Linked DNA regions of Mus musculus: regions 1, 2, 3, 4, 6 and 7 are each linked to region 5. A link is a loop called in an ENCODE intact Hi-C map of the cell type or tissue named here. Cell type or tissue: heart. All regions are shown on one strand. Region 1 holds the start of Lnx1 (ligand of numb-protein X 1). Region 2 has its middle 2.7 kb from the start of Usp46. Region 3 overlaps Lnx1 (ligand of numb-protein X 1). Region 4 has its middle 47 kb from the start of Gm34960. Region 5 overlaps Pdgfra (platelet derived growth factor receptor, alpha polypeptide). Region 6 has its middle 34 kb from the start of Gm34902. Region 7 overlaps Scfd2 (Sec1 family domain containing 2).

Region 1 (4,000 bases), 450 kb after region 5:
ACAAACTGCCCTAGTTCTGCCACTCGCTGTGTGAGTCAAGTTCCCTGCTTCTCTGTACCCTGGTTCCTTGTCCTGTTGCGTGTAAATGATGTCAGGAGCTGACATTGGGGTTCCGGTATAAAGTGCTTGGGGAGAGTACGCGGGCCTGGCAAGCTCTTGCTGTCTTTCTTACTCCGTGTTCGCTTTAGTGGTCATTATTTCTGTCTGCCTCCCCCCACCTTACCTTAGAATCTAAGACTTTGTTCAAACACAACAGCCGGAATGAAACAGTGGAGTTTATACTGAACTTGGTTTTAGTCTTTAAAGAATAGGCTACATTCAGCTGCATAGAGAAGCCCTTCTCTTGGCTAACCATATAAAATATCCAGGAGTTTCTCTTCTCTTACACAAGACACCTGAGCCTTAGCTCCACTCCCAGTTTAATGCTGATCCACTTCCTCTATTTCCCCTCTCTCTCCTAAGTTTGTCTTTCTTTCACCAGGCTATCCGTGCAAGTGGCTGTGTGTTTGTGAATACAGCCAGAAAAATTCCCATAGTCTAAAGGCCTTCCTTCAGCGAAGTTCTGTGCGCGTTCATTGATTGCACATTTTATGCAAATATATTTCTCCTGTGCCTCTCTGCCCAGGGTTTCTGTGCCTGGAAATCTAACTGCCTCTCCAAGTCAGAGCCAATCCCCTTGGGCAAGGTGAAGCTTGACTGACAGCACAGAGAGGGCGGAACTCAATGAGGGGCGTGGCTTTCTGCAAGCTGGCTAGCCTTGGTCTCCTCCTACCCCCGGGGACACGGGGACACGCTGTCTCAGGAAGGAGAAGCTTTTGTCTTGCTGGGCTAATAGTACTTCCTCCCACCCCCACCTCCTGCCTCGAAAAACCTGCACTTGAAAGGTTCAACTACCTTTATTATCTTCCCACTCCTCAACCCCCAAGCCCCAACCCCCTCCCCCTCCCTCCTTTTCGAACCTTTTGCTTTTATCGGTACAGGGTAGCCACGCCTCCCTTAGTTTCTATTGGATAAAGTAGCGAAGAGAGGTGTGTGTATGTGTTTGTTTTAAAGAGTCCCAAGCTGCTTGGTCCCAGATGGATGCGCTGTTTAGGCCTGTCTGGGGTGAACCAGTGATTTGAAGTTGCCTCCTGCGCTAACTTCATCTTCCTTCTGCTACCCTCTCCTTTTACTTTACAAGGTACCGAGTGACAGGGAGCCAGCTACCAATGTGGGCACTCAGGGAGAAGGTGCTTTTTTACTATTTCTAACTCTAGCTGTCCCCTAGTCCCGCCCACAAACCACGGCTAGGCCGTGAGGTGTTAGAACAGGCGACTTCTACAGTTTCAAGATCAGGAGGGGGGAAAGATTTTCAGCAGACGTTTTCTTCGTTAGGGGACCAAAGTGTGCCTGGACCAACCCAGGAGAGAGAACTCCCCAGGGTCCCCAGGTAGCACATTCCGAACAGTGACTACATCTGCGAGGGAGGCTGGCTGCGAGCCACAGACACACAGCAATTCAACAGGCTGATGGGACAAGATGCCACAGGCCTTAACCAGCAGGCAGGAATCCTCTTAGCTGTCACTCAAGTGCCAGCTGAGTCGTGCCATTAGCCTGCTGGAAAAGCTGAAGCAAGGGTGACTTGTCCAGGGTCACACACCAAGCTTGGGACCAAAATAGCCCTGAGTCCTCTTCCCTATCTCTCCCTGCAGACAACATGGCCTTAGTAAGGCGCTATCATTCTAACCTGAATCATTTAAAGTACTCCTAATTGCAGGCCTACTGTGGACTGTAACCACCACGTGACAGACAGGCCGAGGTAGGAATGCCTGAAGTTTTACCAATGCCTGAATCTATTATTAATATGCTGGGGACCGCGAAGGTGTTTGGGAAATGATGCTGAAAGGTATCAAAATTAGATTTTTTTAAGTAGACTTAGGTCATCTCTGGTTTGTTATAATATTGGGACAGAAAAACACTAGGAACTCAAAGGGATGTGATTCAGAAAGGCGTTAGTGGGGACAAGTCCCAGATATGGCTAAGTCTTCACAACCTTTTCCTTCCCCCCCCCCCCCTACAAAAATCCCTGTCTCCTTCCAGTGTTTAAACTTCCCTTTTAATTCTGATGTTGGCAGCTGTGTGGGCTCCTGTGAGCCTGGAGGGGAAACAATATCAGGCATACAAGATGGGCCTGGGAAACAATCAGGCATTCGCATTCAGATCTGTACACGGGGCTAGACACGTGCTATGCTCAGAAAGGAAAGTAAATTCCACTTGGCAAATTGCTCTAACTGATTCATTTGTCCTCTGAGAGACGCCACCTACCTGCTCCAAGGTAGTCAGGTAATTGACGGGGGCGGAGCCTCTGGGGATGTTTTAGTCCCTAAGGTCTCAGCCAGACTTCCGTGATGTCACAGATTTCCTGCTCTGAACCAACCAATACCCTTCTTCTTCCTCCAGCCACCTGTACACCGAAGTTGAGACCGGTCACAGCTCAGGCGGCCCTAGACGCTTCTGGCACAGGGATGGAGGCTGGCTGGTCACTGCTGCTTTGAAAGTCCCAAACATCTTTGAACAGGTGAGAAGAAACTACTTTTTCCTCTCTTTAGACCTCTGGCCCAAAAGGGATCTGAACAAGGAATCTGAATTTAAAAAAAGAAAAGAAAAGAAAGAAAAAGTAAAAGAAAGACCACTTACTGGCTCAGTCCAGAGTAACACTCTGAGAGTAGAGATGTCTGCGCCAGTCTTACTCCATGGCCAGCAACGTTATCTCGGCCAGATATTTAATCATTTTTGTTTCCTGATTATTAATCCGGCCTCTACTTGTTGGTGACGTTGATCTGATTCTTTTTAAAACCCCTGAGAGAAGTGAGGTGAGATGCTTTTTGAAAGTTAGTTCAAATGTGCAGACCAGTTCAGCCTGTTTTGTGTGTGTGTGTAGGGGGTGGTGTGGGGTGCTGGGGACATTCACAAAATTCAGATTGTCCTTTTTTTTTTTCTTGCTTGCATTCATGTCATCTGAAGCAATTTTGATCCAAAGCTGTAATACTTCCCTAGGTCTTGTTGTTTACAATAGAAAGTCAATACTAAAGGTAATAAATTCTGGCTCCCTATTTATAAGCTTTCTTCTCTCTCCCTCTCTCTCCTTCTCTCTCTCTCTCTCATAAAAATCCTTTAGTTTCCTTTATTTGTGGAAAATATTTAGCAGTCTGGATTAGAACTGTTTACCTTCAGGCCAGATAGGTTGCCTGCTGACCTTTGGCTAAAGTAAAGATTACCCTTCAAGGCCACAAGAATGTAACGCCAGGCCTGGCTTTTGAATTGTTGAAACTCTCTTGTTGTTTCTATCTTTTCTATATTAATAAATATATGGAAGAGGCTGCTCTGCTAGGACCCGACTCTAAAAGTAATTGTAAATCCTCAAGGACCCATATTTATTTTTCTAATCCTGACCACATAACCTGCTCTCAACGAGCCTGAGAGACCCACTCCACTAGCTAATATTATTAACAAGGGCAAAGAAACAAGTCCCCAATCTGTCTTCTTATCAACTTAGCTGGGAAGCTCCAGGAGAGAAATAAATGAATCCTGAGACATTCCATTTTATAGACTTTGATTAGTCCCTTTCCTGGGTCTTAAATTAGCAGCGGGGTTTATAAGGAAATCATCCACTAGGAAATAAGCCCAGAGACAGCCCTCTAAAAAGTAAAAGAACATGCCAAACATCCAACTGTACGAACGCACTGCCCTCGAACGGCTGCTTCTTGCTGGTAAGTGTCTGCTTTGTGCTTGTTACTGGTTTCTCTCTGACTCTTGGGAAGCTCGTAGTCTCTTTTCTAGCTGACCTTTGTGCCCAGTATTGTCCTCTAAGCTAGTGTGTTTGCAGAGTGACTGCCGTTGATGCCTTAATAACATTCTCAGTTGATTCAGAGGTTTGTGAGCAAGGTGAGAGAAGGACTCCCCATAGCCTGGATTTTGTACGCCATACATTTGTCTTTGATGTTCCAAACCTCTGCAAACT
Region 2 (4,000 bases), 1.1 Mb after region 5:
ACCTTGCCTACACACACACACACACACACACACACACACACACACACACAACCCTACACACACACACACACATACACACACCCCCCCACACACACACTTGCACACATCCCTACACACACATGTACACATGAAGTCCCAGGGCTGACTTTTTACTGAAGAAATCAGTCTCTGTAGCTGGACCATGAGGTTCCTTCTCACTCTAGGTGCAAGGTAAGACATACCTGAACCCTTGGGTTTTGGGCTTTTTTTTTTTTTTTTTTTTTTTTTTTTTTTTTTTGAGACAGGGTTTCTCTGTAGAGCCCTGGCTGTTCTGGAACTCACTCTGTAGACCAGGCTGGCCTCGAACTCAGAAATTTGTCTTCCACTAGCAGCCTTTGGATGAAGACATAGAACTCTCAGCTCTGCCTGTGCCATGACTGCCTGGATACTGCCATGTTCTCACCTTGATGATAATGGACTGAACCTTTGAACCTGTAAGCCAGCCCCAATTAAATGTTTTTTGTTTTTTGTTTTTTTTTTTGTTTTTTTTTATAAGACCTCCCAAGAGCTGGGATTAAAAGTGTGCACCACCACGCCTGGCCTTTTCTTTCTTTCTTTCTTTCTTTCTTTCTTTCTTTCTTTCTTTCTTTCTTTCTTTCTTTCTTTCATTTGAACCCTAGGGTTTGAGCACGTGCACTGGTCAGTTCTGTGTATCTCCCTTGAGGAAATGCCTCCATGAGATCCAACTGTAAGGCATTTTCTCAATTAGTGATCAAGGGTGGGAGAGCCCATTGTGGGTGGTGCCTGGGCTGAGTGAACCAGGGGAAGCAATCCAGTAAACAGCACCTCTCCATGGCCTCTGCATCAGTTTCTGCCTTCAGGTTCCTGCCCTGTGTGAGTTCCAGCCCTGACTTCCTTTGGTGATGAACAGTAATGTGGAAGTGTAAGCTGAATAAACTCTTTCCTCCCCAACTTGCTTCTTGGTCATGGTGTTTTGTGCAGGAATACAAACCCTGACTAAGACAGCATGGGAGAGGGATCTTTCCCAGAGTAGGTCTGGCAGTGGCTACTGGAAGACACAGAATAATTCCAGGGTGGGCACATGGTGAATTCCATCACAAGGGTTGGCTGAAGTAGAGTTAGACCTGTTCTGAGACTTGTAACTATACAAGTTACCACATCCTAGGTAATGCCAGTGCTAGCCGATGGGTCGCACTTTACAGCAGGGAGCACACTACCTGGAGTGGCTGCCTCGCTCTGCTCCACTTAGGTTGATGCTGGCCTAGAAACCATTTTTCCATGTCCTGGCTATTCTTTTCCAGCCATAGATCTCACATCAGCTGTAGTCTCTATAGAGACACACTTTCCCTCAAAATCCACTCATTAGCTAGGCACCATCTGTGAGGTTTGACCTCTTCCTACCTGGGTAGTTCTCCACTCAGTGAAGCCAGGGTTACAATTTTCTAATCCAAGAGCCTTCTGTAATTGAGACTTGTTTATATCAACCTTGCCGAATTGTAAAACACATTTAATCATTCATGAGTTGGATAAACTCTGCAGTGTTCGATTGATTTGCTGACTAACCCATAGCCTTTCAACTTTTTTTTTCCTTCTTCTTCCAGAGGTAAACAGAATCTTCTTACCTCTCCCTGGCTGGCCTGATACTCACTATGTAGCCCAGGTGGGCTTTGAACATGTGGCAGTCCCTCTGACTCAGCCTCTCGAGTGCTGGATTACACTGCACCACACCCAGATTTCAACCTGTCTACAGTCTACTTGGTTTTAGGTGTTTAGAGGGTACCCAAACAATCCTTTTTCTTGTTGGCACAGCACCCAGGGCCAGGTCCTGGTTGGTTTTCTCTGTGCCAGTGGTGTTTGTGTGTGTAAACATATGTGTATGTTCATGTGTGAGTGCGTTGTATGTGTCAAAGCCTGAGGTTGATGTTGGATGTCTCCCTCCTTTCTGCCTTATTTTTTTTTTGTTTGTTTAAAGATTTATTTGATTTTTTTTTGTTTGTTTGTTTTGTTTTTTTGAGACAGGGTTTCTCTATATTGCCCTGGCTGTCCTGGAACTCACTCTGTAGACCAGGCTGGCCTTGAACTCAGAAATCTGCCTGCCTCTGTCTCCCCAAGTGCTGGGACTAAAGGTGTGCGCCACCACCGCCCAGCTGATTTATTTGATTTTTTAAAAAGATTTATTTATTTTATGTCTATGAGTACACTGTAGCTGTACAGATGGTTGTGAGCCTTCACGTGGTTGTTGGGAATTGAATTTAGGACCTCTGCTCCCTCTGGTTGGCCCCGCTCACTCCAGAAGAGGGCATCAGATCTCATTACTGGTGGTTGTGAGCCACCTTGTGGTTGCTGGGATTTGAACTCAGGATCTTTGGAAGAGTGGTCAGTGCTTTTACCCACTGTGCTATCTTACCAGGCCCCCCCCTTTAAAAAATTGGCATTTTCTTTTTATTTTAAAAAAATATTTTTTAAGATGTCTTCAGACACACCAGAAGATGGCGTCAGATCTCATTAAGGATGGTTGCTGGGATTTGAACTCAGGACCTTTAGAAGAGCAGTCAGTGCTCTTAACAACTGCGACATCTTTCCAGCCCGATTTATTTGATTTTTAATTATGGATGTGTGTGTGTGTGTGTGTGTGTAGGTGGTATGTGCATATGATGTAGGTGCCATGGTCCAGAAACCATGGGATACCTTGTAGCTGAAGTTACAGGTACTTGTGAGCCACCCTAAGTGGGTGATGGGAATTGACGTCAGGTCCTCTGGAAGAGCAGTGTGCACTCCTAACCATCCAGCCATCTCTCTACCCCTTGCACTTTACTTGTTTGAGACAGAGAGGGTCTTGCCTGAATATGTAGCTTGTGATTTGACTAGTCTGGCTGGGCAGCAAATACCAGCCCATCTCTGTGTTCTCTCTCTGCCTCTCCAGCACTGGGATAGTTATACACCATGACTGTGTTTCTTTACCTGTGGGTGTGGACTCGGGCGGGGGGCAGGACGTGAGTCTAGAGATCTGTACTTGTGCAGTAAGCACTTTATAGACTGAGCCATCTCCCCAGCTCTCAATTGTGTTTTAACCCCTGTAGGCCTTGCACTCAGTGCATTCATATTGGAAAAAATCGCAAAGCTTATCATTAGAAAGCATGAAAGCTTTAGACTAACCACGCACAAAGCTGAGGCCTTCAGCTTGTGACATTTCTCAGTCTTTAAGCTTTTCAGGACCTTACTGTGTTCTGGCCAGTCATAGTTAGGGTGTTTTATCGATGGTCCCCCTCCCCTGCCCCCTCCTCAAATGGTGCCCCTCCTAAGTTTAGCATGCCTTTATCTGTACTATTTATTTGAGAAACACAGAGCTGGGTTGGATACCTGCTCTGTAAGCCTTATGGAGCTAACCATGTCTATTAACTAATCATGTAGAAGCTGGAAGAGTCGTAACTGACAGCAGTAAAAAAGAATGAAAGTAAAATTCAGGTAGAATGAGTCATTGTGAGCAGGAATATTAATCCTTCTACACACTGAAAAATACAGTATCCATGTGACCCGTCCCCCACCCTCACCCTTCAGTCAGTGGTTTTGTCTTCTATTTCCACCCCAGATCCTAGAAGAATTACCAATGGATGGATGGCTCTCATGTTATGTGTATAACCCTAGCCCCCCAGCCCCCAGTATGTTACTCTTGGCTAGACAGAGCTGTCTTCAATTATATTAATTTCTCTCCTAATTTAATTCTCCACAAAATACATTGGTTTGGGAATTTATCACGTTTCACATGCACAACTTCCCTGTGGAAAGCTTGGGACTGCAAACTTGTCTGCACAATTATTCCCCATGTTTGAAATGAACTCTTTCAGTTCTCACGAACATATCCCTCAAGTGGTGTGTACAGTGTGCACCCTGAGCCTGCAGTCTGGGCCTCCGCAGGAAGGTGTAAAAGCTCAAACAAAACTGAGATCAGGAGCTCCGAGGATGGGAGATAGGAAAGTTTTGTTTTGGTATTTCCTGGACA
Region 3 (4,000 bases), 540 kb after region 5:
GATTCTGTAAATATACAAGCTGAGGTAAGGACTAGGGTGAAGGAAGAAAGTGTGGAGTCATAGAGACCAGAAAATGACTGTGGAAGATTAGGTTATTTGGATACAGGACAAAAGGAGGTGGCAGAGCAGGCCAGGGGACAATATCCTGCTGACTCTGTAGGCTTGGGCTTGTGATGGCTTGACTTGGTTCTTGTGATACTAAGGATCAACCCCATGTTGGCATGGACCTTTTCAGAATGCTTACAGTAGGCTTACTCTCAAATGGCCCCACCCCCAGGTCAACGGCATGGACATCAGCAATGTCCCTCATAACTATGCCGTGCGGCTCCTGCGGCAGCCCTGCCAGGTGCTGCGGCTAACGGTGCTGCGGGAGCAGAAGTTCCGTAGCAGAAGCAATGCGCACGTGCCGGACTCCTATGGACCTCGGGATGACAGCTTCCATGTAATCCTCAACAAAAGCAGCCCCGAGGAGCAGCTTGGCATAAAGCTGGTGCGCCGGGTGGATGAGCCCGGCGTGTTCATCTTCAACGTGCTAAATGGGGGTGTCGCCGACCGACACGGCCAGCTGGAGGAGAATGACCGTGTGCTGGCCATCAACGGGCATGACCTTCGATTTGGCAGTCCAGAGAGTGCAGCTCATCTGATTCAGGTGGGTCAGAAGTCACCCTAAGATCTCAGTCAGAAACACCCACATGAGCAGGACCACTCAGTCACCTTACCATGTACGCTGAGAGAGCCTTCCCTCTAAGGAGGTCAGGGCAAGGGCTGGCGTTTTCAATGAACGAGAAAGAACCCAGTGTACACAAATGATGCCCCTTGGGTCATGATCTTTACTGATAGCATTGTGGTGTTATGTATTCTGTCTCTCCATATATATATATATGAATGATGGGATGGAGATTATATATATATATATATATATATATATATATATATATATATATATACACACACACACACACACATAAAATGATTATAATGATATAGTCTATATATGAGAATATATATGTATGTATATGTATGTATGCATGTATGTATGTATATCCCATCTTTTCCCTCTAGTCTGCTTTGATTCTGCTTTGATTCTATTTTATGGTTATCTGCCAATTAGGAAAGTACAATACTGTGGCAAATAATATTCTACACGTACCTAGATCATTGTCCAGCAAGGTTAAGCACTCAGTGAATAAATGCTTATTATATGTAAATATTTAACTAATAAATTAGTCGAATTATGAACAGGTAAATATATATGCAATATAGTTTGCTCTGGGGGGGGTTAAAAAAAAACAATTCACCACCTACATTTTGTTTTTACATGCTTTGAGCTTTGACCCTCTGCTGTAATCTCTACTTTTTATCTCCTTAACTTTGCTTAGTTATCACTATTTGAGCCTCTATGTACCAAGCAGTGCCTGGTACAGTGATGAACATGATGATGGTGGTTGCTTGCTCCTCAGATCTCGAAAAACATTCTGTTTCTGATTTTGTACAACCAAGAAGGCAGAGCTAGACTAGAAAAACTGACCAGGTAAAATAGCCACACGTGAAATGAAAGTCTCCAAACCCTTCGGGAAGAAACTACTTAGCTTAATTTTGGAGGTTTTTTTTTTTGGGGGGGGGTGTTTGTTTGTTTGTTTTTCTGTTTTTTGGGGTTTTTTTGTTTGTTTGTTTATTTTTACCTTCAAAAATTAGACTCTAAGAGGCTGTCCATATTTTTTTCATGTTACCCTTGTTAGCGCCCTCTGCAGGTCACCCAGTGTAACTCCCATTCAGGAGCTCATCTTTGCCAACTGTAACTTGTGCAACAGGCAAAAGAAAAACTCTAGCTCATGTTATTTGGAAAAAATCTTGATTACATGTGGCATTTTACTCTTGAAGATTAATAACAGAAGAACATGTTTTTCCCTGAGAAAGTAAATGTATGAAATAAAATCTTGCCTAACAGTGGGAATTCCTTTCTTAAAAAATCCCTTTGCTTACGAAACAAAGCCAATCTGCTTTATAAGCAGAAAGAAAACTTTCTATTTCTCAGAAAGGCTAGGGTCAAGCTAGTTGGGGAAGAAATTTTTAAAATAGATATTGTAAAATTCTCTCTCTCTCTCTCTCTCACACACACACACACACACAACAAAAAATGCTAAGCAATAGCTTGCTGTCTCAGAAAACTGGATTTTATTTATGTGATACCTGTAACACACACCAGACTGCAGGGATTAAACTAAATCCCCTTCAAAGATTGGGACTCAGATTTCCCCGGGGCCTTGGCTGTGCTGCCCGTGGGGCCTTGGCTGTGCTGCCCGTGCCCCCCCCACCCGCGCCCCCCGCCCCTCCCCACCCGCGCCCCCCGCCCCTCCCCCCCCATGAATCACATTTGCTCACAAAGGAATTCCCAGAGAACAGTCCTCTTGGTCTTCTTCTCTCCCATCACACCACACTTTTTGCTTACATAGCAGAGACCACAGTGATTTTAAATTGGAGCAACTTTACCTATGTGAAGCCCCTAACCTCGGCTTCCTCAGCAGCTGCCAGGGCAGACCTGACCCTAGTTTAAGACACCTGGAGAGTCGAGGCCCTTTAAGAAGGAAAACTTCAAGAAAATAACACCTCATGCAGGGAGCCATTGACTCACTTGGCAGCTTAGTAAGGGCCACGTGAGTCTTTACCACTGTTGACTTCTCAGGCTTTTTGAGCATCCTTACTGGAGAAACTACATGGAAAACAAGCCTCCCAGAACTCTCTGATGTTACATCTGTATCCCTGAGGGTTGGCACATCCCACCCAGTTATTCTCACGGGAACCTGGGAGTTCTAAGAACATGAGGAATTCCCATCCATGTGCAATTCTAGACTCTAGTGAGTTAAGCTTGTCTAAGAGTTCAAATATATACAGACAGCGAAGAAAGCAATTATGAATTTCAAACTGAGTAACCTTCCAGGGGCTTTTCTCTTCTTCTTTTCCTCCCTCCCTCCCTCCCTTCCTTTCTTCCTTCCTCTCTTCCTTCTCTCTCTCTCTCTCTCTCTCTCTCTCTCTCTCTCTCTCCCTCTCTCTCTCTCTCGCAACCCCCCAGAAACTGAAAAAAAAAATCAAATCAATTTATAGAAGTGGGTGGGAAGTAAGTGGGGGCATTCACGGCCATATGTGTGATTTCTGTTCCTTGGATAAAATAATGTTTAAATATACCATTGTTTCATCAGAGATCTGAAAGTCAGCCTGTTAAACCTTTAATAAGAACGTGTTAGGACTTCCAGCAGACCTGAAAGCAAACCATGCTCTGCTCACTTGCCTACGGTTACTCTCAAGTCAGCATTCCAGGTCTTGAGTTGCGCTTCATACCTGGAAAGAAAGAGGCACAACTCTTGTGGGGATTTAAACATTCAAGTCCCTGGGAGCCAATAACAACCACCAGTGAAATAGGACCTGCTGGGTCTGTGTGTGTTTCTACAAATCAGCACAGCTCGTGTAGAACCCAAGCCCTGCTTACATAAATTGCCTTACCAGGCTCCCGTAGTAAATTTAGTGTGCATAGACTAAACTTAAATCTGCTTATGCTCAATTCGCAAAGCCCAGGTGATTACTAAATAGGACTCAAAATTCCCCCATTGTCTTGAGAGAGCGGGACTTGGAAGCCCGTATCACATTTCATGAGAATGACTTAGGCGGCGCTGTATATTACATCCAAGTGTTAAGGGGTCCGGTCACCCCGTTGCCCTTCCTGCAGCATACAGACACCCTTCCCCACCCCTGCATGCTTATTCCTTTACTGTGGAAGAGAAATAATCTTGGGAATAATAACATCCAGCTCCCAGAAGAGAAATGGTGCTAAGGCAGGGGAGTGCTGCGGTTGTCCTTTTGTCTATCGATCAGCAGTTTCAGGGAGCCGGGCACCAGATTCTTACATTGAGTGTGTCACTGACGTCGGCATGGCCATATTTCCTTCATCGCTCAGTCTCTTATTTCTACAATGTAATGCGCTGCTGCGATGATGACGCTGTATGTG
Region 4 (4,000 bases), 1.4 Mb after region 5:
TGGGGAGTGTATTAGGGCATCTTTCTTTGAGCAAGAAAAACAATAGAAAAGGACATCTACAAATTGTCTGTTTGAGGAACGTTAGTGCTCTGTGCTTGTAAATAAACATTCTAACAGCATCAGTAGGAACAGGGTAGCAGCTCTACTTTCCCGGGCCATCATTGACCATCGGGCAGAGGTCATCAGTCTCAGGAAAGAAGAGAAAAGAGGTGAGCAAGGGATTGTAAACTCTCTCATATGGCTGAAGAACTGGTAAGAATAGCTGAGTGACAGTGGGGGTGATGAAGCACATGGCAGCATTCTGAAGAGATCCATCTCCCATCATCCCAGCCAACTGTATGAGATAGAAATGGAGGTAGGCATCCGAAATTGGAGACTGAAATCTCCCCACACTCAAAATAAAGGCAATTAACTCAGCCTTCCAAAAAACGCAGAGCTGAATGGGGCCTCTGCAAGCTGCATTCAACTCCAGAGTTTAGGTTTAGTGTGCCTGACTCAGAACATCTGAGTTGCAAGTCAACTTTGCATTTCTTGGTGATGGATATATGTGCTTATGTGCATGGGAGTGCACAGATTTACATATCTTTTCCAGTTCGCTTATACAAAGATGAGTCAGATGAACAAATCGAAACACCAGCAAGAACCACAATCTTTCTGTTTGGTTGGTCACGTACAAGTGAGTGACAGGTACAGCCAGGACCCTGAATTTTGGAGAAGCTAACAACACCCCTTCTCCTAGATCCTCTTCACCCCGAATTCTTCTCAAGCACTTGCTCAGAACCCGCTCCCGCCTTTGCCTTGCTTTATCATCTAACCGTAGTATTTGCAACTCTTCTGGGGAGGACAGCCTTAGACCACTTTGTTGACTAATGCAGACCCCCAAAACCTATCCTCCTGAGGCAGACAGCCCTTGAGTGGTGGCTTTTCAGGGGTAGGAATGTGAAAAGGTTTTGGGTGACTTTGAGAGATGATTTACTCCAGAACTCTACTGTGGGGTTGATTACACTAAGGCTCCCTTCTGACAGGCTGTCCCCACTGCCGTCCTTAGCCTCCTCCACCTCTATCCGGTTGTCCTGCTTTCCTGCCACCTCCCAACCCTCCATTGATAACCCACACACAATTCCTTCTCTCAGGATTCTTCTGGAGCCTCTCTTGTCTCCATTCTTTTTCTTTAACATGTGAATAATAATGTTCAGTTCACACAGGGCTGTGGTCACTGGATCAGTGTGCACAGGGAAAGAGCTTACTTAGAACCATCATTGGCAACCACTGATATGTGCGTTGGGGCTAAAATGATTCCCTTGTGATGTTAATATGAGAAATAAATATAAAACCATTGTATCTTTCAGCAAGGTCTTATTTTCGGGTAGAAAAGCATAGGATTTAAAGTTTGTATAGGTCGTGTCTATTATATACACACCATATACAATATGAGATATGTATATGTTATACACACACATACTTACTCTCAAATTATTCATATACAACATGTCTTTAGGATGAAATGAGACCTCAATAACAAACCTAATCTAAACGGTGTGTGTGTGTGTGTGTGTGTGTGTGTGTGTGTAGGTGACAAAACCACTAGACCATGTGGCACAGACCCCTTAGCCATCCCAAAGAAAGACGGCAGTTGATTCAGCTGCAGCCCATCTGTCACGTGCATGGCCATGGTAAACTTGACTCTCATGGTTCATTTGTTTGCTCCATGCTGATTTGGCCCAAATTTCCGGTCTTTCCTGCAGTAACATGCCACTCCTTCCACATTGTCGACAGCAGCAGCAGCAGCAGCATCTTGGTAATCCCTCGAGGCCACATGCTTAAAATCATTTATTTCCAAGATCATATCCCCAGACCAATATATCACATTTTTGACCGTTTTTTTTTTCTTTGAAAGACCTGAAAGATCTTCTTCCCTCTAGTGCTGTCACTGTCATCTACTCCCTGGAGCTTCCTGTTTAGAGATCCTGGCTACGGACTTGCTCTTGGACTGCCTTGCCTCCTCCGTCTTCAAATCATTTGTTGGTAGAGTATTCTTCAACATACTTCAACACCTTTCCCTCCTTGCCAGCACATGTTACTCAGATTATTTAAGGCGCAAGCTCACAGCACCGGCCACGTGTTAGGTATCGTCCTAAGTGCTTTACAAACTTCAACGTTTGTTAAAGGCAGACACCATCGTTACTCCAGTCTTGCAGATGAAGAATCAGAGCTGGATAACATATCTAATGGGATGGGCTTAGTAAATAGAAGAGATGGAGGTCAGAGTTACAGCCATCTGGCTCCATAGCCTGAGTACCAGTTAACAGCACAGTATCAATTGTGACTGTCCCCTAATCCCTGTGGCTGTTATTATCATCTGTTACCTCTTTCCCCAAACTCTTGGCTCCAAATGATTCCTGTTTCTGAACTTCTGTATGCAGTTTTGAAGGTCACATAGAGAGAAGACGACTCTACAAAGAGTACATGGACAGCCTGCCTAGGAAAACAGAGTAACACTGGAGTGATCTAGTTCTAAACTGAAAGGGCGGTGACTATAAACCTGCCACCTGATGTTCTATAGATCCTCCCCATGATGACTACCTTAGGATACATGACCACAATACCCTTAATATACATTTTTAATCTTAAATTCTTTGAGAATTACTAGTAATTCTCCCACCATGATTATGTTAATATATATTTCATATGCAGAGCACATGTCCAAATTCTTACTGAACTTCAAATAAACTATAATTTGGCCACAATTGTAGACCTATATTCATTTCCAATCTTTGCCCTAATTCTCTCCTAATTGATTAAAAATGTAGATTAAAGGAGTTGTAATACGTTCCTTAGGTTTGCATGGATAATGGCTCAAGACTAAGCAAAACAAAACTAAAGGAGTGGTTTTCAGTAAATAGTTACTGGGTGAAGTGCCAAAAGGAGACAAATATTTAAGGTACTTGAAGAGTGTTGCAATGTAGCTATCAAGCCGGAGAAAATAAATACAAGACTCTTCAAAAAGATGCTGTTCAGTTAGCATCTGGAATGGCTTAATATAGTAAAATAAAAATATACCATAGAGTGCATTTTATTGAATTTCTTCAAAATAATTCAATTATAGACCTTTACAGTGGGAGCAGACGGTGGTTATTCAGTTGGGAGAATGCAGGCTATTATATTTCTGTTTTCATTTTGAGCCCAAAGGGAGGACATTAATTCCTTCACATTTCCCCCTTGGGAGAATGAAGCAAAGAACTTTATTTCATTGTAACTGAAACTTAATACCAACATGGCTTTCCCAGTTGGATCAATGTGACCTACATCAGAGTTGTGGGCTGAAGATGGGCAGGCAGCATGAGATCCAAGCATGAAGGGGCCAGAAGAGCACAGGCCAACTCTCTAGGTCAAAATTTTTGCAAGGTTTAAATAATGTTGAGGTCTGATGTGAGCAGCCCAGGATTCTGAGCAGGGTGGCAGGGAGTCTGCTGTCTACCCACAATTCCTGGCTGGTATTCCTGGCTCTGTCACATGTACTACACATAAACATCTTCCTAGGGTGAAGCTTCAACAAGTCAGTTTAAAAGCCAGGGTCCAACTGGAAGCATTAATTGTAAATAAAGTGTATTGTGTGTTAATTTTAGGATAAGTGATCATTATTTGAGTGTGAATTTCTTTATACCAAATAACATTTTTAAAAGGTATATCACTAAAATATAAATACAGTGTGGGTCCTAGACTTCCAAATATACAAAGTCATGTATGTGTTGATGACAGTGAAAGTGAAAACTTCTGGGGGACAAAGAGGACTGTGGGACACGAGAGTGGAGATAAAGGGGGGGGGGGAGGGTATGAGGCATGGGGAGGAAGGTGTTCAAAGAACGTGCATGAAAAGTCCTTCATAATTAAGAAAGCAGGTACAGCAGGGCCTGGTGGTCCCAGGGGTGGCTCACCTGGAGGCAGAGACCAGCTGATCTCTCTGAGTTAAGCTGAGCCCAGCCTGGAATACACAGCGAGC
Region 5 (4,000 bases):
TAACACATCCTTTCGACTGTCACTAAATGAAAAGAAAAGTCATCAGGTGTCTTGAAGTCACCAAGCCCACACGCTGTGTTTACAGAAGGAAAAAAGCCTGCTCCCTTCCTTTCAGGCCTGCTCACATAAACCCCGTTCATTATGTACGTGTGAAAGAGTAGCAATTAGGGCTCGATGTAGCTCAGCCACACTGGGCTTACTGAGCATTTGGAAGGATTGAATTTGATCTCTTGACCACACACACACACACACACACACACACACACACACACACACACACACGTTGGAAACTACACAAATGTCTGAAAAATAAAATCTGTTCCTCTGGAGATTGTTGCAGACTCGCAAGAAAGAAAAATTAATAAAATCATCTTTGTGCTCCTCAAGAGCAAAAAGGGGGATGAAGGGATAGCACAGTGGTTAAGGTCACCGAATGGTCTCTGGGTTCAAGTCTCTATACCGGCACAGCAGCTCAGACTCAGGAACCTGACACTCTCTTTTGATCTTAGAAGACACCAGGCATGCACAAGACTCATATATATAAATATGGGGGAACCCCCCCACATACACTTGAAATAAAAATTTAAAATTTGAGAGGGAGAGGGGAAGGAGGAAGGAGGGAGAGGGGGGAGGGGGAGAGAGGGAGGGAGAAAGGGGGGAGAGAGGGAGGGAGGGAGGGAAAGGGAGGGAGGGAGAGAGAGAGGGAGAGAGAGGGAGAGAGAGGGAGGGGGAGAGAGAGAGAGAGAGAGAGAGAGAGAGAGAGAGAGAGAGAGAGAGAGAGAGAGAGAGAGAGAGAGAGAGAGAGAGAGAGAGAGAGAGAGAGAGAGAGAGAGAGAGAGAAACTTCCCTCCTACCAATATTTGCTTGGAATTTGCCAAGCCCTCTCAGAGGCATATGCAGTTCCTCAGAGTAGACAGCAGATGGCAGTGTTGGTTCAAGAACCAGTGTCCTGTTGTCTCTGAGCTGCAGGCGCCATTGAAACCAGTTCTGATTTTAAAATGTCCCAACTTTAAAAAAAAATCGTAGGTTAATCTTTACTTTTAGGTCTTGTGATGACTTGTAGTTGAGCTCCTAGGCGTGGAAGAAGAAATGACAAAACTCCTATCTAAAATGCTAAATTTCTTTGGGGACCTCCAGAGACTTCACTGAGGAACAAACATACCGCCATCGTCACCATCAGCATAATTATCATCACCACTGCCCAAAGAGGGACCAAGACACAGCCGTGCCTTGAGAGCCAGGAAGATAGCGCTGTGGACCAGGTCTCAAAGATGTTGCAGAACTGGTCACTTGGGTTTAGGGGAAACAACACCCTTTGACTTTCCACCTCTCCAAGCATGAAGGCTACCTAGACCCTGCCAAGAGAGACCACGACGCCTTTCCCTGCCACTCTGTTCTCGCTGCTCGTAAACCCGCCCCCCGCGGGGTCCCTGCAGCCCAGTTGGTTAGAAAGGACTATTTCCATTGCTCGGTAACGCGGGGTCTAAGACAGCAACAGGCCAAGGAAGCTTGAGCCGGCCTGGAGCGCACACGCCGGCTACTGTCCCCCAAGATCTCCCTGGATCCGGAATTCCACCGCCTCCACCCACCTTCTGCTAAATTAAGACGCCCCAATTCTCCAGCTCAAACCCGGACCCTCAGCCCACTCTTGTCCACCCAACGCCTCTGCGCCAACGCAGTGCCCGCAGGAAAACTCAAGAGCGACCCAGGTGAGCCCAAATTCCAGGCGCACTGGGCTCCCGGCTGGGGACCGCTCGACCGCCCAGGGCTACTGGGACAAGGGTCGCGCTGCGGGAGCCACTAGAGGGCGCGGCAACCCCGCTGATCTTACCCGCTGGCTCCGGCGTCGCTCAAAGCTCAGGCTCCGGGTCCCCTACAGCGCTGCGCGCACTGGGGCCGATTCTCTCTGAGGTTCCGCGCTAGCACGCTCGGGATCCCGACCACCCCTTCTCTCTGGGTGTCTCTCTGTGTCTGCCTGTCTCTCTGCCTGTCTCTGTGTGTCTCCGTCTCTCTGCCTCTCCCTCACTCTCTCCGTGTGTGTGTGTGTGTGTGTGTGTGTGTGTGTGTGTGTGTGTGTGTATCTGTGTCTCTCACCCCCCTCCCCAACACCCTCTCTCCCTGTCTCCCTTAACCCCCGCGCCACAAGATCGCCACCAGATACCAGGCGACACGGATCTACCCGACGATCCCAGGCCCAAGCCCAAGTCCCTTTCCTTCCAGCTCAGGACTGCGGAGGCCGCCGCGCCCCAGGCTCTATGCTCAGCGTTTGCATTGTTTTCAACTGCGACCTGAGAGGAGACTGGGCAGGGTGGAGGGAGGGGGCCAGGTTTAGGGTTACAGGCGAGCCACAGCGCCTCCTGCAGGCCAGCCAGCACCGACCGCAGCCGCCAGAACCAAAGGCTGGACCAAGCTCTGTGATTCGGGGTCTGGAGTGCCCACCTTGCCCCTTTGTTTGCCCTGCCCCTGGGCACCCCTGCTCTACTTCATGCCTCTAGCTTCTCTACCTTCCGGAAGGAAGGGAACTGAAGTAGAAGAAAGAGACTCTCCAAGTCCGTGGCTTACATTTATCCCCTTTTACTACCGTCTAAGTTCCCAGCTAGTATTGGTGGTCCACCCTTCAGTTTAAAACAAAAGAAAAAAACATTGAACTACTTCAGAGGGAAAAAAAAAAAAAGGCACCGATGAGGTCGGGAATCAGAATGCAGTCAGCGAAAGCTGCGTACTCTGCATCCCACACTGAGTACTCTCCTACAAGACCCACCCTCCTCCTCCTCCTCCCCCTCCTCCCCCTCCTCCTCTTCCTCCTCCTCCTCCCCCTCCCCCTCCCCCTCCTCCTCCTCCTCCTCGTCTTCCTTCTCCTCCTTCTCCTTCTCCTCCTCAATGCTGATGCCTCCGGCCAACCCAACCATCAGCGGCCAGACTGTCGCTGAGCCTCTCACCTTTGAGTCACCTATCCAGCTTTCCAGTCAGCAACCTTTAACCTGGATGCTACTCACTGAAGGCCCGAGGGGGATCCCACCCCTCGAGGTCACCAGGCAGAAGGATGGTCACCACGTCCCCAGGTCCCGCGCAGCCTAGGTCCTGTCCCCAGGAGGCAGAAATCCCGCCCGCCAGCTTCGGCGCCTGACGCGTTTGCAGCCTGAAGCCCCTCCCCCTGCATCTCTCCCCAGCCCGCGCCCAGGAAGAAAGTAGAAGCCCCTGGGCCCAGAAGTGGGAGGCCAGGTTCTGAGTCTGAACCCTGCGGGTCTGCAGACTCCAGCAAAAGAAGGGATCCGGGGCAATAAACAGTGGAGTTGGACTGTGTTCTCTTTCTTTCTTTCTCTCCCGCGAGCTTTAGAAACCCAGCTGTACTAGAGACAACCCAAAACAGGACTTTTGCAAGGGTTCCTAAGCAGGAACTGACCACGGCGACAAATTAATTGGTGTGTCACACACACACACACACACACACACACACACACACACACTCCTGTTGGGAAATCGAAGGAGTCCTCATCAAGAGGAATTTGCAAAGAAAGAGGACGAGAGGAAGGATGAGATGGAAAGCCTTGGTCAGGGGAAAATCCGAGCCTAAGAGAGGTTATGTAAACTCCAGTGCGACGGCAGAAGAGGTGCGCCCGAGGAGCGCCCTGAGCCCCGAGCCTCTTCTGAGACTTTGGGTGTTAAATCTGGGGCTGTACAGCTGCAGACCACAGTGTGGGTTTACACTAGAGGCCTCCTCCGGCTCCTCAAGGCTGCCTAAGACTGATCCGAAACCATTCAGGAGAAGCAATTCAGTCCAAAACATTGAGCAATTCCGCCACGAAGCCAAAAAGCCGTTTCCCACACCGCCCAGCCTGGGGCTTTTCTGGGCAGCTCTGTCCGACGCTGGGCAGCCCAGACTTTTAAAAGTGCCACCCACGCCCCCTCCCCAGCTTGGGTTCCCCCATGCACACCCTCCGGGTCTTCTAGAGGTCTTAGCAGACCTGGGAGTTTCTAAGCGCGGGTTCTGCAAGGACTC
Region 6 (4,000 bases), 1.5 Mb after region 5:
GGGAGAGGGAGGGGAGAGGGAGGAGTGAGAATGAATCCTATTGAAGAATTTGGCTAACTGGGGGAGGGGAGCACACATGTTCTCTTCTTAGATGAGGCTTACCAAGAACTTTAAAGATGTCATTTAAATCAATCTTGAAGCCTCCTCCTCTTGTCCAGATTCACTGCAGGCCATTGGGTGCTGCGTAGTTCCAGGGTACACTGTTCTCAGAATGGCCTGTCTCAAGCAATAATGTTACTACAGCTCTGATGGTTTGGTTGTAGGTTCTTCTCAGCAAGAACCTTCATTCCCAGTATAGATCAGCTGCGTCCCTAAGCAGACGGGTGAGGACCATTTTGCTTTCTCCATTGCAGTAAGACTTCTTTTTTGAAGATATTTTTATTAATACTTTGAGAATTTGTACAAGCAAACAACGTGTTTTGATTATATTTACCCTAGCTCATCCACCTAACTCCTTCCAGATCTAGTCCCAATTTTCTCCACACTCTGTCCCAAGGTCATATCCTGTTTCCTCTTAAACAATCCACCAAATATAGTTTGTGTTGCTCATATCTTTATAAACTCGGTGATGGGGCCAATCCGCTGGATTGTGATCAGTCTACCAGAGCCACACCCCTGAAAATAAAAGGATTTTCCCTCCACTAGAAGCTGTCAACTGTCGATAACTCTATGAGCCCTCCCTATCAATGCTAGATGTGGCCTGGCTTGCTCTTGTGCATATTTTTGCAGAAAACCATAGCTGCTGTAAGCCAGCTCTACATCTATTTGTGTGTATATGTGCCTTCCTGAGCGTGTGTGCACCATGTATGTGCAGATGCCTTTAGAGAACAGAAGAGAGCATCAGATCCTCTGCAACTGGTGTTAAGGTGGTCATGGTGTGAACGCTGAGAATGCAGCCCAAGTTCTCTGCCAGACAAGAAGAGAAAAAGCTGACATCCCAAGCCATTCATTGCATTCATCTCAGTAAGAACTCCAGGTTGGTGGTGTTAGATTGAAATTTTAAAATACCAAGATAGATAGATAGATAGATAGATAGATAGATAGATAGATAGATAGATGATGACAGATAATAGACAAATAGATAATAGATAGATGATAGAAAAATAGATAATAAATGATAGATGATTGATAGTAGATAGATGATAGGTTGATAGGTAGATAGATAGATAGATAGATAGATAGATAGATAGATAGATAGACAGATAGATAAACAATTAGACAGACAGACTGACAGACTGATAGACAGGCATGGTTGATAGATGGATAGATAGATATGATTAATGAATAGATGATAGACTATTGACCAATGATAAACTAATAAATGATAGATAATAGATAAATGATTGATAGATGCTAGATGAGATAGATAGATAGATAGATAGATAGATAGATAGATAGATAGATAGATAGATAGATAGCCAAACAAGAATTACTCCCACCTTCACCTCCTGTGCTTAAGAAATTGCTTCTTGAGCCTTAAGAGGATAAAGCATATAAGCATATACATCCTTTATGGGGTGCTATGACATAGTTGTTTAGATTTTCTGACACTCTATATTTTTATCCCGACCATTCATTATCAATGCAAGATGTTTTCCAAGTTTACAGTGACCAGTTAAGCTAGGAATGACGTTGTAGATACTATCTGAGGACTAATATTTTTTATTTTTGAACCATTACCAACAGCAAGTGTGCTCGTCTCATTTCCTAAGCAATATTGCCATCTAGTGCCTTCTCTCAGACATTTCCCAGGGAACTTCTGGGTCCCAGGCCTGAGTTTCCCTGGGAAATGCTGCTTGCTTGGACTTCTTCCAACTGTGGTGGCAGCTACTTAGGGAAGGGGAGGTCACACCAGGAAGTATTATGACTTTGATAAATCCAATGCCATCCCTGTTACATTCTCACCACCCGATAGTCAATAGAGAAAGGTTGAATTCAAACATTGAAAAGAGCTGTTGTTTCTAGCTAACATTGTTTAGAGAATTAGTAACCCAGCCAAGCCTCTCAAAAGTTGTCTCACTCAAATGAGGGTTACACGTGACTCTTTCTTTAGAATCTAACTTTGCTTTGATGGTGGCAAATTATATTGGGCTTTGAAAGAAGTGAAGATGGGGGCTGCATTGTTCATTGGGGAACAAAGCAAGTATATTTCTGGCAGTTCTGGGATCACTGATATTTTTTCAAAGTAGAAGTCCAAACTGTTCGATGGCGTGTCTGTGGGAATTCCAGTCATGGCGGGCCACCCGTGGGGGTCTGATGTCACCTTCTCTCCTTTGGGATTTTCCTCTAGAGACAATGGAGGAATAAGCCTAGGTCATCCAGGAACTCCTCACTCCCCTTGGCCTGTGACGGCGACTATCCAGCTGTACTCGTGGGGAGTCACGATCCTAGCTATGACCCCAGCTTTCAATCACACATGCTGAGCCCAGATCTCTGCGATGTAAGGGAGTAAAGAAGTATAGTTTTCTCAACAACAACAAAATGTATCCAACACTAAGGACAAGAAAATATTGACATATATATGGGAAATAAAATGAGCATTCTCCCCCAGCCTCTTTTATCGACAATCTAGATGTGTGGCCAATGACTTGCCATGTGTTCTAGGTACACATGCAGATAAGGATTAAATATGCTCAATTTTCAATGGCTTGCATATTTCTGGATGGAAACAAGTAGTTGAGCACATGCAGTCTGTAGGTCACACAGCATTCACAGTTGGGAAAGTTCCAGGGATTGCATTAGGCCTCAGGTATCCTGTTCAAGGGTTAATGAAGCCCGATCTTTGGCCAATATTTCCAAACCTGCCTTTCTGTGCTGATGCAAATGCCCCAGAGACTATTACTAGGCTTGACAGGAAACCCACAGATGCATCTTTGATGTGCATACCAAGTATTTTTGTCAACAATTTGGGAAATACTAGCTAATATTCTCATTGAGTTCACTGAGCTAAGATTTACCATAGTTCAGATTTATTGTACATCTAATTTATTTTTTAATTGTTTTTAACAGCCTAACTATTTAAAGTCAAAATCATTTGAAAGTTCAGTAAAATGAATGCATTGTATGAATCAGGGCATATGTGAATCTTCATGTGAAATGTCATTTGCTGTCTTCATATCCACTCATACTTCGCTTAGAGGTTAGATGCTTATATGTAAGGGAATGCATGGGTGCCAAAGAGATGAGAACAACTGAAACCAGGAAAAGGGAGAAATTCAAAGAGAAGCAAGAGGAAATTAGAAATGAAGATGTAAAGATATAAGGTAAGGGATTTAAAGAAAGACATACACACTGGATACATTCTGGTATCAGCATTGGAAATGGAGGCAATTTTATCTTATAATACAAATACAATATACAATATTATGTAATATTGTATCTTAGAAAACAAAGATAAGCATGTATAAAACACACAAGAGATTCCCAGTTTGGAACTTTTATTGGGTACCCGGTTGTACATCCTTTACTTCTGTAATAAAATACTAGAGGCAGATTATTTATACTACAAAAAAAAAAAAAGCTTTATTATAGCTTAAAGTCCTGGATAGCTGGGACACAGAGTGATGCTAACAGAGTCTACAGACAGCACAGAGCTCCACACAGCAGAAAATGCTGAATATATGTGTTTATATGTCTCTTCTGCAGCCACCAGGACTGAATCATGCCCGGCCTAAGGACACTACCACACAGAGCCCCACAGTGGGAGTCAAATTTCCCCCAAGCATCACCCTTCAGTATGCACAACCCCTTAGCTCTGTCAGAATCTCCAACAACTGAAAGTTGTGCACTATGCTGTGTCAACAGCAAAAGCCTCTCGAATGATAATGAAGGGAACTTGCTCCATCCTGCCTCACACTCATGACCCACAGGACAGGACCAATGCTGACATCTACTGGTCTATGGCAAAAATCTACAACTTGTTCCCTGATCTAAAGAGACAGAAGTATCACGGGAATAAAATGCCTTGGTCCCAATGTTCCAACAAAAGAAATGAGTTACT
Region 7 (4,000 bases), 700 kb after region 5:
CTCCTATCCTGGAAAAGTGGCACATGGCACCCACTCTGTCTACTGCTCTGACTCACAGTCTTCTGAAAACCTCAGCCCAGGCTCTGGAATACAAAGCTACTGAACCAGGCTTTTAACTAAGAGTTTATTCAAAATAAACGCTTTCATCTACCAACAGTGATTACACTTTAAAAAATAGGGGACGGAAGATTTTCATAACTCTTTCTCTCCTTCTCATCCCCAGAGTCCACAGCAGTGTTTTAAATGTTGAACATATTTATAGTAATTGCCAAATTATTCATTTACAAACAGCATTGGCTGAACCCAGACACACAGACTTGTGATACTAATCATAGGTGTGTTTGATCATAAAGATACTTTCTTTGCTTAAGGAATTGTATTATTTTAAATCAATTTTTTTTTCAGTTTACAACTGGGGGTGTTGATTTTCTAAAATCACTTTATGATTTTATTTTCTATGTGTGGGTGTTTTGCTTACATACATTTTCCCATGGAGTCCAGAAGAGGGTGTTGGATCCTCTGGAGCTGAAGTTGCACACATTTGTGAGCCATTGTGTTGGTGCTGGGGATCACACCCAGGTCATGTGCGAGTCGCCAGTGCACTCAGCTGCTGAGCCACCTCTTCAAAACTCACACGAAGTTATTAGAACATGTTAAATTTAGTTTTAGCGGATGTGTAACACACCAAAAATTGTGCATATGATAGAATAACATAATGCTTTGATTTATGTGTATGCATTTATGTAGTGTTCAAGTCAGATTAAACATAGCTCTGACACTATTTTTCATGATAAAAATTTTGCATGTCCTTTGACAGGTTGTTTGAAATGTGTGCTCTGCTGCTGTTACTTAGAGCAGCTGAGCTATGCAGCAATAGCACACTAGGACTTCAGGGCTAGTCTCTTAAATCAAAACCTAGAGTCACTTAGTTTGGCATTACAGATGTGGAATTTTCCATTTTAATAATACAGCAAGAAAATTTAGATTAGAAAGTGAAACTGAAATATGAACACCGCAGTGTCTTGTGATGCTTTGGTACTGAAGGAAACTATAGGCACACTTCAGGTAGGTAGCAAGCACTCCGTTAGTAGGAACCATCCACCATGTGTTCTTTCAGATGAGCAAACTAAGCAAAATGTCTATGTTATCATGTCATACTGCTAATATATTCTCTTCTGTACTTTACTCTTCTAAGTTAAAATTTATTGAAGAAAAATGAGTGCAACTCAGAAAAATGTTGTATTTTAAAAGTTACTGTTTGATAACATTCAACAGTATTTTTCTTTAAGTCTTCAGTATATAGCTGATGTTTTTATGCTAATTGTCACCGGAAAAGGCTTTTATTGGGTGTAATATAATTTACAGTGGTTATAAAATGCTAGCAAGCTATAGAAAAGAGGAAGCAGCTGTGTTTATACTTCCTATAGCACTCACATGTAAATATATATGTTTTATTCTTCTTTTGCTATTGCTTTATATAAAACTATCCAATTTGGAAAATAGGTTTTAAATGAAAAGCTAAATGACTATAAATTAATTCAAGCTTATATAGGTATAATATTCCCTTAGCTTAAATTGTATCTGTCTTTGCAATCAATGAAAAAATAAGCATATGATTTTTAAAGTTGTCAAAGTAGTTTTTTAAGGGTAAGATTTGTTTTTTTTCTATTAAATTGTAGATTACCTTTTTCTAAAACAAACTACATTTAAGAAAGTAAATAATAATATATCTGCTAGTCTTGTAGCATTGGAGGCTTTACTTTCTGAATTCCCTGATGCTTGTATTAGCTTTCAAGCCACATGGCTTGGCAATATATATAATGGTCATTATTGCACTGTTCCTGATTGGCTGTCACCTTGGGAGGTCCTGTTTTATTATGCCTGTTTCCAGCCATTTATAATAATTAAGATTGAGGTTTTCTGGGAAGAAGTTTCTACCAGTCTGCTTTTCTTTGGCCAAAGGCCATAGTAGCCAGAGTCAGTATGTCCCACAGTGCTGTTCCCATTTGCAAACCAAGGATGATAACGCTTGGCTTGAGTAAAGACTGACTGAGCGAGGAAGCAGAAAACAATGAACCTGTAACTTGTCCTTGGTGCTGTTCCAGAGATGGGGGCAGGGGGCATTCCAATAGGATATTTTTCTGAGGACAGTTGTAGAGTGTGCTTTTCACAAAAATACACTGAAAAATAAACCCAGGGCTGTAGAGATGGCTCAGCAGATAAGAGTGCCTGACTGCTCTTCCAGAGGACCCAGGTTTGCATCCCAGTGCCCACAGGGCAGTGCACAACTGTTTGTATCTTCAATCCAGGGGATATGATGCCCTCTTCTGGCCTCCATCAGTATTGCATATGTATAGTGTGAAGATAACAAATGCAGGCAGAAAACCTGTGCACATAAAAATAACACATAAACCGTTAAAAAAGAAAGAAAGAAAATAATTCCGAGAGACAGCAAAGCAGAGCAGACGTCACCCTCCGAATCTCCACGGGGTTTCCTTAGCACGTGCTTGGCCTCTCTCTCACTCTCCCTGTTGTCTGCACTTACAGTGATGTTTCACTCCATAGGTTTAGTCCTACCTGTTTTCCTCTTGGACGGATCCTTCCCCAAAGGATGCGTGCAGCAGGGCTTCCTGCTCCTCTGTAAGAATAGGGTGGCGGCAGCTCCTGTTTCCTCGCCTCTCTTCTCTGGAGTCAGCTGTCAGCGTGCAGCTGCTGCCCTGCCTTGTGCCTTCATTGGTGGCCTGACCTGGTGAAGGCTTGCCTGTGACCAGGGATAGGAGACTCCCTGTACCACAGTACCACGTTCACAGGGCTTATAGCTTTGCCCTTCTACCACGGAGGCTGGCTCTTTACTGTATATTCATGCAGCATATATATACACGTGTCTTCATGCTACATGAGATTTACCTATCCAGATTGATGGCGTGTAAGATGTTTTCATAGACCTGGGAGTCTTAGGAGTAACAGGGGTCGGGGTAGCTTAACATTTGGGATCCTCGGGTGCTCCTATGATGGCACATATCTTAACTGACACAACCTGTGACTTTTTCTCCTTCAGTTCAGAACTTCTGGTTCAGTGGGGGTCAACTTTAAAGTTGACTGGTGCAAAAACTGTGTCTTCTCTCTATCACTTTCTCCTCTCTCCAGAGAAGCACTTGACTTCTAGTTCTTTGCCAAGAGATGTGGCACTTCCAAATCATAGAAGGAAAAACCAACCTGAAAAGCTGTTTCCAAAATAATGATTTCATTCCATGTAATAACCATTTCCTGAGTGCATGAGGTCTGCAGACAGGGAAGCAGTGAGACCAAGAAACCACGTGGTTCCTTGACTTTTCATACACGGTAATGGGCATTAGATAGCAGTGTTCTCAGCACTGTGGGAGCATCCTAACAGGGTTTCAGAGGCTAGCTAAAATGTCTCCTGCTGTGTTAGTATTCCCCTGTAATACAGTAAGCCCTAGATTCCAACCAACCAGTTTTTTAAGTGAATTTCATGAACTAATTGTGTGTTCACGAATGGTTAGGCTGAGCTTGGCCATGATCTTGCTGCTGGTGATTATGGGAGCTGAGTTGCAAGCCAGTCTGTCTGACACTGAATACCCCTTTAACTATGTATTCCTGGAGCCTTTGTACCAGCGTAAGGTATTAGAACGACTGTTGGTTAATTTTTCAGTTGTCCCTCCATACTTGTTCTCAAGTATGAGGATAGGAGTTTTTCTTTGATACTGGTTATAGTGTGTGTGTGATGCTTGTGTGTGCATGTGCACATGGAGGCCATATGCCAACACTGAGTGTTTTCCTCTATCAACTCCCCATCTTATTTTTGGGCACACTCTTTCTCCCTGAAGCTGGAGCTCAGCATTTTGTTTAGGCTCACTGTTGAGAGAGCCTGCTGACATGGCCCTGTCTCCATCTCCCAGTTCTGGGTTACAGATCTGTGCCACCACACCTGGCTTTTACATGGGCTCTGGGATCTGAGTCGGATCCTTGTGCTTGCACC

Evidence for each region. Hi-C counts contacts between places; a loop is a spot of excess contacts. Peaks named below come from ENCODE experiments on the same cell type or tissue, not always from the same donor. Only the 100,000 strongest peaks of a DNase experiment are listed, where the experiment ranks them.
Region 1: a loop joins it to region 5, with 2.4 times the contacts of the local background. A loop is called at or near these places in 2 of 42 quality-filtered maps.
Region 2: it touches region 5 in a loop (2.3-fold over the local background); 3 of 42 quality-filtered maps call a loop at or near these places.
Region 3: it touches region 5 in a loop (2.9-fold over the local background); 15 of 42 quality-filtered maps call a loop at or near these places.
Region 4: it touches region 5 in a loop (4-fold over the local background); 11 of 42 quality-filtered maps call a loop at or near these places.
Region 6: a loop joins it to region 5, with 11 times the contacts of the local background. A loop is called at or near these places in 14 of 42 quality-filtered maps.
Region 7: a loop joins it to region 5, with 2.8 times the contacts of the local background. A loop is called at or near these places in 5 of 42 quality-filtered maps.

Annotation. Positions count from the first base shown.
Region 1 is chr5:74,701,349-74,705,348 of GRCm38, reverse strand. It overlaps Lnx1 (ligand of numb-protein X 1), which reads left to right and starts at 2,446. Exons shown (of 11, transcript NM_001159577.1): 1 at 2,446-2,557. It overlaps Gm15984 (a long non-coding RNA gene), which reads right to left and starts at 2,877. Exons shown (of 4, transcript XR_001784879.2): 1 at 2,677-2,877. In heart, a CTCF peak has its summit at 2,280; DNase peaks (open chromatin) are centred at 718, 1,358 and 2,318; H3K4me3 peaks cover 1,299 bases; H3K27ac peaks cover 1,706 bases.
Region 2 is chr5:74,069,084-74,073,083 of GRCm38, reverse strand. No RefSeq gene overlaps it. Among named protein-coding and RNA genes, the nearest start is that of Usp46, 2.7 kb to the right of the region's middle. In heart, a CTCF peak has its summit at 2,330 (motif pointing right); no DNase peak of the experiment used is centred here; H3K4me3 peaks cover 429 bases; H3K27ac peaks cover 726 bases.
Region 3 is chr5:74,616,623-74,620,622 of GRCm38, reverse strand. Lnx1 (ligand of numb-protein X 1) reads left to right here. Exons shown (of 11, transcript NM_001159577.1): 6 at 278-649. Among named protein-coding and RNA genes, the nearest start is that of Gm32304, 29 kb to the left of the region's middle. In heart, a CTCF peak has its summit at 1,753 (motif pointing left); no DNase peak of the experiment used is centred here; H3K27me3 peaks cover 370 bases.
Region 4 is chr5:73,755,319-73,759,318 of GRCm38, reverse strand. No RefSeq gene overlaps it. Among named protein-coding and RNA genes, the nearest start is that of Gm34960, 47 kb to the left of the region's middle. In heart, no CTCF peak of the experiment used is centred here; no DNase peak of the experiment used is centred here; H3K27me3 peaks cover 508 bases.
Region 5 is chr5:75,154,181-75,158,180 of GRCm38, reverse strand. The region is part of intron 1 of Pdgfra (platelet derived growth factor receptor, alpha polypeptide); the gene reads right to left. Among named protein-coding and RNA genes, the nearest start is that of Pdgfra, 3.9 kb to the right of the region's middle. In heart, CTCF peaks have their summits at 934 (motif pointing right), 1,778 (motif pointing right) and 2,390 (motif pointing left); DNase peaks (open chromatin) are centred at 1,800, 2,220, 3,060, 3,970 and 1 weaker place; H3K4me3 peaks cover 3,689 bases; H3K27ac peaks cover 2,955 bases; H3K27me3 peaks cover 1,080 bases.
Region 6 is chr5:73,684,091-73,688,090 of GRCm38, reverse strand. No RefSeq gene overlaps it. Among named protein-coding and RNA genes, the nearest start is that of Gm34902, 34 kb to the right of the region's middle. In heart, CTCF peaks have their summits at 1,717 (motif pointing left) and 3,902 (motif pointing left); no DNase peak of the experiment used is centred here.
Region 7 is chr5:74,453,995-74,457,994 of GRCm38, reverse strand. All of the region lies in intron 4 of Scfd2 (Sec1 family domain containing 2), which reads left to right. Among named protein-coding and RNA genes, the nearest start is that of Scfd2, 76 kb to the left of the region's middle. In heart, a CTCF peak has its summit at 2,334 (motif pointing left); no DNase peak of the experiment used is centred here.